Linked DNA regions of Homo sapiens: region 1 is linked to region 2. A link is an interaction called in ENCODE POLR2A ChIA-PET data of the cell type or tissue named here. Cell type or tissue: Panc1. All regions are shown on one strand.

Evidence for each region. Peaks named below come from ENCODE experiments on the same cell type or tissue, not always from the same donor. Only the 100,000 strongest peaks of a DNase experiment are listed, where the experiment ranks them.
Region 1: POLR2A ChIA-PET joins it to region 2 with 5 read pairs; 1 of 35 experiments calls an interaction of 5 or more read pairs at or near these places.

What each region holds. Positions count from the first base shown.
Region 1 is chr10:72,069,267-72,073,266 of GRCh38, reverse strand. SPOCK2 (SPARC (osteonectin), cwcv and kazal like domains proteoglycan 2) reads left to right here. Exons shown (of 11, transcript NM_001244950.2): 2 at 357-365; 3 at 719-764; 4 at 1,009-1,123; 5 at 2,841-2,955. Among named protein-coding and RNA genes, the nearest start is that of SPOCK2, 17 kb to the left of the region's middle. RefSeq lists enhancers at 2,997-3,498, 3,679-4,000. In Panc1, no CTCF peak of the experiment used is centred here; no DNase peak of the experiment used is centred here; H3K27ac peaks cover 3,394 bases.
Region 2 is chr10:71,362,757-71,366,756 of GRCh38, reverse strand. It overlaps SLC29A3 (solute carrier family 29 member 3), which reads right to left. Exons shown (of 6, transcript NM_018344.6): 6 at 3,372-4,000. Among named protein-coding and RNA genes, the nearest start is that of CDH23, 32 kb to the left of the region's middle. In Panc1, no CTCF peak of the experiment used is centred here; a DNase peak (open chromatin) is centred at 1,976.

The DNA.
Region 1 (4,000 bases), 710 kb before region 2:
GCATAGGCATGAGAAGCTCTGTTCCTACGCAGCATGGGCACCTCGGACATCTGTCCTGGTGGTGGGGCTGGGGCTGGACTGGGAACGGAGTGGGGGTGCCCCACCCTCTCAAAGCCACGGGCCCCTGCTACTCCTAAGGCCAGTCTTGAGCTCTGTGATGAAGACGTAAGAATACTGGCCTCTTATTGGGGTTCCTGGGGGTCAGAGGAACACAGCCATCGAAGGCCATTGCTCGGCCACATGATGAGGCAGGGGACCCCAGGAACACCAGAGGGCCTCACACTGATATCCCCATCTTTCTCCCTTTCTCTTCCTGCTCCGTTTTCCATGGCCTGCTGCTGTTCCCTGATCTCCAGGAAGTGGAGGTGAGTACTGCCCAGGACCCCACTCTGTGTGGTCTCTGCAGAGCACACCCCCTCCCCTCCTGTGTCCCTCCACACCCTCATTCTGACTTGCCTTCCCTGCCAGCCTCCAGTGTGGCATGGGAGCAATCAGGAGCTCACGGGAGAGGCTGGAAAGGATTCTGGACATGGGTTTATAGGGATAGAGGTGTGGGGGAGGCAGCTGGCAGGGCCTGGGTGGACAGGGGTCAGCCACCAGGATGACGGCCATTGGCACATGACATCGCTGGCCCAGGCCTCTCCTCGACCCCGCAGTTGAACCTCTGGGATATGGATCTTAGCCTTTCCCTTCTCCCTTGTCCCTCTCTGTCCTCTAGGATGACTATATCAAGAGCTGGGAGGACAATCAGCAAGGAGATGAAGGTAACATGACTCTCCCGGCGGGGGAAGGTGACTGACACGTGTGAAGACTTGAGACCAGAGGGCAAGCCCTTAGCCCGCTTGGGGGCTCCTTGAGCAGCCAGGCCCCGGTGGGGATGGGACTCCTGAGCTCAGGAGCTCTGGTTATCAAGGGCTGCTGGAGGGAGAGGCCTCCCAGCTCAGAAGTGGGGCTGGAGGTTCCTGGGTTCTCCCAGGTGACCTGTGTCCTGACTCTGTGCCCCTGCAGCCCTGGATACCACCAAGGACCCCTGCCAGAAGGTGAAGTGCAGCCGCCACAAGGTGTGCATTGCCCAGGGCTACCAGCGGGCCATGTGCATCAGTCGCAAGAAGCTGGAGCACAGGTGAGAGGTTTGGGGAGGTGGGAGCCCTGGAGGGGGTGTGTTCAAAGAGCAAGGGCTCAACTGACCCTCTCCTTATGAATTAGCCATCTACTGCTGTTAAATAAATTGTAAAACTTAGTGCTTAAAACAGCAAATATGTATTATCTGACATCATTTCTGAGGGTTGGAATCCAGAAGTGGTTCTCTTAGATGGTTCTGGCTCTGGGTCTGTCTTGAGGTTATAGTCAAGGTGCTGGCTGGGGCTGTTTCATCTGAAAGCTTGTCGGGCTGGAGGATCCACTTCTAAGCTCACTCTTATGCTCTTGGTGGGAGGCCTCAGTTCCTGATCATGTGGACCCCTCCATAGGGATGCTTGAGTGTCCTCACAACATGGCGGCTGCCTTCACCTAAAGTAAGTCATTTAAGAGATGAGCAAGGAGAAAGCCACACCATATGAGAACAATTACCAAACCCTGTGGGATGCAGGGAAAGTCACATCTCCTTTTTGGGCCTTGATGTAGTATCTCTAAGACAAATAGGTTAGACCATATAATTTGAGGTTCCTTTCAGCTCTGACATGCAGTGACTTCATGAAATATTTAAGGTGGTAGCTTGTGAGAGGTTGTAGCTTGCAGAGGAGAAAGGAGTGAGGGACATTTAAGGAAGCCTTAGCTCCAGCTGGGTGCAGTGGCTCCTGCCTGTAATCCCAGCACTTTGGGAAGCCAAGGCGGGTGGATCACCTAAGGTCAGGAGTTTGAGACCAGCCTGACCAATGTGGTGAAACCCCATCTCTACTGAAAATACAAAATTAGCTGGGCATGGTCGCTTGTGCCTGTAGTCCCAGATACTCGTGTGGCTGAGACAGGAGAATTGCTTGAACCTGGGAGGCGGAGGTTGCAGTGAGCCGAGATCACGCCACTGCACTCCAGCCTGGGTGACAGAGTGAGACTCCGTCTCAAAAAAAAAAAACACAACAAAACAAACAAAAAAAGGAAGTCTTAGCTCCAGCCCAAGGACAAGGCTCTGCCTGGCTCCAAGACCCTGGAAAAGGTTCCAGTTCCCTCCCTTCTTTCCTGAATCATAGAAGATGAAAGATGGGGTTGCAGTCTTAGAAGGCTGCAGGGGCATGGCCGGTAATGTAATGCATGAAGAGTGCTTGGTCACGGGCCACTCTGTGGAGCACAGGTGTGGTGGAAAGCAGGCAGCTGCTTCTTGGCCCTGGTCTATTACAGCTATGTAGGAATGCAGGTCCAGGACTCCCATGCTTCCATTTTTCAAAGACAGGCCAAGAATCCAGGTATTTATGTGAACTCTCCCATTTGGTAAATGTTAGTGCATAAATAACTCAATTAAAAAAAAAAACACTTGGTGGCCAAGTATGGCCCAGAGGTCATCAGTTTGCAACCTCAGATTTGGTCTGACCCCCTAAGTGAAGTGTGACCCCCTTTTACCTCTGGCCTTCAGACCTGGAGTTGCTACCTGAAGGCCCCATGGGACTCAGTGACTCCTAGAAGAAGAGAAGCTGGGGGAATTTATGCCCTGCTCAGTTGGTTCCACCCTTCTGAGCTGGAGGAGGGTCTGGCAGCAGTGTGGGGAGGGTGGGCAGGGGCAGGAAGGGGCTGATCTGCTGAAGATTGCTGCTGCCTTCCTGTTGGAACAGGTCTGCTCAGCCCTCCCTTCCCCTGCTCCTTCCTCATTGTCACTTCCACCCTGGTGTGCCCCCCACCCTCTCCTGTAGGATCAAGCAGCCGACCGTGAAACTCCATGGAAACAAAGACTCCATCTGCAAGCCCTGCCACATGGCCCAGCTTGCCTCTGTCTGCGGCTCAGATGGCCACACTTACAGCTCTGTGGTGAGGAGCCCAGGCCCCAGGTAGGGTGGGGGTGGAGTCACCTGAGGCCACAGGAAGCAGAAAGGATGACCCAGCTGGGGCCTCCGGAGGGGTTTCCAGGACTGAGGTGGGGCCAGATGGCAAGGTCAGTGTGTTCAATGCAGCCAGCCATACTGGGGCCACCTGCAGCCCTGGCTGGAACTACCTGAGAGTTGGAGCCAGACCCTGTCTGTCCCTGACCTCGGACAGGTGCAGGTGGGGAGTGGGGCCTGGAAGAGACACTATGGTCAGGTAACTGCAAGTCAAAGGAACTGAGGGAAGACCTCAGCCAAGTGTGGAGGGCTGTGGAAGAAGGAGCTCTGGCATCCAATTGTTAGTGGGGGAAGAAAGGAGGATTTCCACAGGGAGGCGCCAGTGTTCACCAGTGAGCAGGGGCCTTCTGGGGCAGCAGGAAATAATCCTCCATAAGAAGGTGATGGAAGAAGGAACCGATTGGGAGAATGAATTTGCACCTTATGTGGATTTTTATGAGGATTTCAGGAGACAATATTTGAGAAAGCATTTAAAAAATTTTAGGCTGGTCACGGTGGCTCACGCCTGCAATCCCAGCACTTTGAGAGGCCGAGACGGGTGGATTGCTTGAATCCGGGAGTTTGAGACCAGCCTGGGTAACATAGTGAGACCCTGTCTCTACAAAAAATACAAAAATTAGCTGGGTGCAGTGGCGTGTGCCTGTGATTCCAGCTATCTGAGAGGCTGAGGGGGATGCCAGGAGTTCGAGGCTGTAGTGAGCCATGATTGTACCACTGCACTCCAGCCTGGGTGACAGAGTGAGACCTTGTCTCCAAAAAAAAAAAAAAAAAAGTAACATAGAAATGCAGGTGCTGATAATGAATGTTTTTACTGGCAACAAGGAGTCGGGAATTGCTTGGTTTGGGAGGGCACTGACAGCTGGCTTGGGGTGGGTGCCAGGGCTGAGGGGCCTTCTTGGAGTGAGATGCAGATTTCAGTCACCCGCTGTGGGTGATGATTGACATTGCTGTGGGGATGAGGTCATCCAGGGAGA
Region 2 (4,000 bases):
CTCTTCTACGTGGAGTTCTCTATAAAAGCGTGACACTGGCTCAGAAGTTAAGCGCCCACATCACCTCCGAGCTGATGAAGAGGCCGAAGTCTTCTCCCTGGAGCACTGAGTGGAAGGCAGCTGAATGAGGGGTCTTTGCTCATAATACCACCCCTGGTTGAAGTTTCCCCCAGCTCCTATGCATGTAGGAATAAGCATGTTCTCAGAAATCCCTGTCACCCACTGGTTGAAGAGTCCCCTCATGTAGCTTTGTTAACTGAATAAAGGAGAAAAATGGTTGGGCATGGTGGCTCATGCCTGTAATCCCAGCACTTTGGGAGGCCGAGGTGGGAGAATTGCTTGAGTCCTCCCACCTTTTCACTTCACCATTCCATATTTAAGTCATTTCTCTCTCACATTTTATTATAAGCAGTCAGGAGGAGCCAAGCCACACTTTCAATACATTGCATAGAAATGTCCTCAGCCAAACATCTGATTTCATCACTCTCAAGTTCTACCTTTCACAAAACACTAGAACACAAACACGGTGTTTGCTTGAGTGGTTAGAGACCAGCCTAGGCAACATGGTGAGACTCTGCCTCTATAAAAAATTTTTTAAAAATTAGCTACGTGTGGTGGCAGGCACCCATGGTCCTAGCTCCTAGGGAGGCTGAGGTGTGAGGATTGCTTGAGCCCAGGAGGTCGAGGCTGCAGTGAGCTGTGATCATGCCACTGCACTCCAGCCTGGGTGACAAACTGAGACCTTGTCTCAAAGAAACCAAAACATTAAAAATTAAAAAGAAGGAAAATGAACATGTGTATGGTGCCCTAAAAACTGCCATTTGGAATTAAATCAGAGAACTCTTAGATAAAGACAACCTCTCAAGGCACCCCCTCTACCTCCCTCATTGAAAACTCCCCTCCTTTTTGGTGAGTTTTGTTCACCCCTCCAAACATATGAGCTGGTTCCAAGCCTGCTGGGTTCACATGAGACTTGAGATCCAGAGCAGCCAAAGCCCACGAACTGCTTCTCACGGCGGAGGGGGAACAAGCACGTCTGAACTCCCCCATCCACCCTTCTGCCTGGAGATGGATTTTTATTTTCCTTCCTCCCTCCCTGGGAGGGAATGACCCTCTGTGAAGTGCCCACTAAGGTGAGTAACCAAGCAGAGTGAGCAAAAGCCTGGATGATCCCCAACAGCCAAGCCGCCAGCCCCTCCCAACAGAGCGGCCTCTCCTCCCCTGGCAAAGTGGATGCAACTTAGTCTATCATCTCTATGCCCTGCCATCACCATGGCTGGCCCCCCAACTCCCCCTGTGCTCCACACTAACTGCAAATCATCTCTCTAATGGAGATGCCACCTCCACTTCTTTGAAAGCCCATTCCCCTACAACAGAGCATGAGAGACCCCCACTACTCCTTCCCCAATAGCTGCAAGGTGATCGCTCCAAGATGGTCCCCATCTCTGAGCTCAGAGACTGCTGGTTTACTTTAAGGCAGGCATGGTGCCCATTTCTTTTTCTTTTTCTTTCTTTTTTTCTTTTTGAGACGGAGTTTTGCCCTTTTTGCCCAGGCTGGAGTCCAATGGCATGGTCTCAGCTCACTGCAACATCCACCTCCCAGGTTCAAGTGATTCTCCTGACTCAGCCTCCCGAGTAGCTGGGATTACAGGCGTGCCCACCACCATGCCCGGCTAATTTTTGTATTTTCAGTAGAGACGGGATTTCGACATGTTGGTCAGGCTGGTCTCGAACTCCTGACCTCAGGTGGCCCGCCTGCCTCGGCCTCCCAAAGTGCTGGGATTACAGGCATGAACCACCATGCCCGGCCCATGCTGCTCATTTCTAAAACACTTGTGGTTGAGATGAGTCACCAGCTAGACCAACATCCCAAATCATCCGCAGCACTAAAGTCAATGAAAAAACCAAGGGGGAGACTTCAGGCTCCTGCAAAGGGAAGGGAGAACTTTTTCTTTTTGGTAGGTATCGAGTTCAGAAACCCTTTCAAGGTGTCCTCTTTAATTCTTCGGCCAAGGAGAGGGAATGTGTACTAGGCTGAGACGGTGGGGAGCATGAACTGCTGCCACCGGCTGGATTACTGACTGCTTCTGTTTCATCAGCCTCTGCAGGGCACCAATGAGCCAGTGCGCTTCTGCAGAGAAGCAAAGGGCTGATTCACGGCTCCAAGGGTTGCCACATCTTGGGGGTAAGTTCTGTTCTTTCTGCAGGACTCTTGAGAGAGAGCTCCTCGTCTGATCTGGTTCCTTTCTCTCTCTGATTCCCGTGCCATGCTGTTTTCCAAGGAATAGGCTTTTGGGAGCCTTCTAGACACCTGAAAAAAATATAAATTACTCTTCATGTCAGGAGATCGCCAATGTGAGGGGCCACAGCCCCCCCAGATAGAGCAATGGAACCTGGGCGTCGTCTTTTGAAACAACAGCTTCAACATACACAACTATTAGCAACAAACCAGAACAAAGCAACACCTAATCCTGCTGCTCAAAGCTTCAGAGCTTCAGTGATGTTCACAAAAAAGAAACCTGTGAAAGCCAAGGTGCTAGCTGGTCCTGCAATGCATGAGACTCTGGGCCAGACACCTTCCTGCTTCTCCAGGCCACTCTCTACCCTCTCCACCTGCTGCTGGCTGGGCTTTAGTCCAAGGGGCATGGAAATCAGAGGATGAATGGAGGGAATTTATTCCTTCAGCTTCCTCCTGCAGGGTTACAGCAGGCTGGCCATCCCATCCCCAGACAAAGTCACTCCCTAGGTTCTAGGACTCCCTCCCCTCCCCACATCAGGCCTGAGCTGGAATGGCCTATTACTAGTTTTTAGATAGAATGCACAACCCCCTGGGGTTCCTACACCTGCTCTTAAAACATCCTCAAGGTTGCAGTGAGCCGAGATTGAGCCACTGCACTCCAGCCTGGGTGACAGAGCAAGACTTCATCTCAAAAAAAAAAAAAAGAAAAGAAAAAGGAAAAAAAGAAAAAAAAATCCTCAAATTAGGCTGGGCACAGTGGCTCACACCTATAATCCCAGCACTTTGGGAAGCTGAGGTGGGAGGATCGCTTGAGCTCAGGAATTTGAGACCAGGCTGAGCAACATAGTAATACCCCATCTCTATGAAAAATTTTAAAAATACAGAAATTAGCGAGGCATGGTGGTGTGCACCTGTAGTCCCAGCTACTCAGGAGGCTGAGGCTGGAAGATCACTGGAGCCCAGGAGTTCAAGGCTGCAGTGAGCTATGATCGAGCCACTGCACTCCAGCCTGGGTGACAGAGCAATATCTTGTCTCAATAATAATAATAAATTTTAAAAAATCCTCAAATTGCCTAATCTGAGTGTGCCATTGCTTGTTAAGACTCTAACAGAGACATCAATGAGGCTTACATTGAATACGCAAGTATTTATTACGCCCTTGAACCAATGGCTTTGACATGTTGTAAACAGGAACACTGAAAGACCCTCATCTTGACCCAGGCCATAGACCACCAGGTCATGAGGATCCCTCTTTTTTTGAAAACCCAGGCCAGACATGCTTGATCCCTTGCACAGGGAGGCCCTCTGGTCCCTCTGGAATGAAGCATTCATGGAAGGCCCATCTTTCTGGGTTTTCCAGTCTGGTTAGTGGGCAGTTGTTCACCCACAGAACACAGGGGTCTGTGCACACTTGAGTCTTGGGCCTGAGGACTGACCATGCCAGGGGACTTCCATTCCAGGGAGACCCCTTCAGGGTAAGGAGAGCTGAGCATTTGCTTGCATCTCGCTGTCAGCTGGAATGAGCGCAGCTGGGAGGTTGCAAAGAGCCCATGGCTGGGTTTTGGCACTGGCTTTGTAATAACTCTAGGGCGAACACTGGCAGCATCTTTGAAGGGCTAGAAAGAAGGTGGAATGTTAACCATCAGCTGTGAAGGGAGTACCCCTGATTTGTGCTATTTCTTCTTCAACTGTCTCAGGAGTGTTCTGTTAATATGACTGGAATATCTGCCTTGCACGGAATGGGCATGGACGTGGCTCACT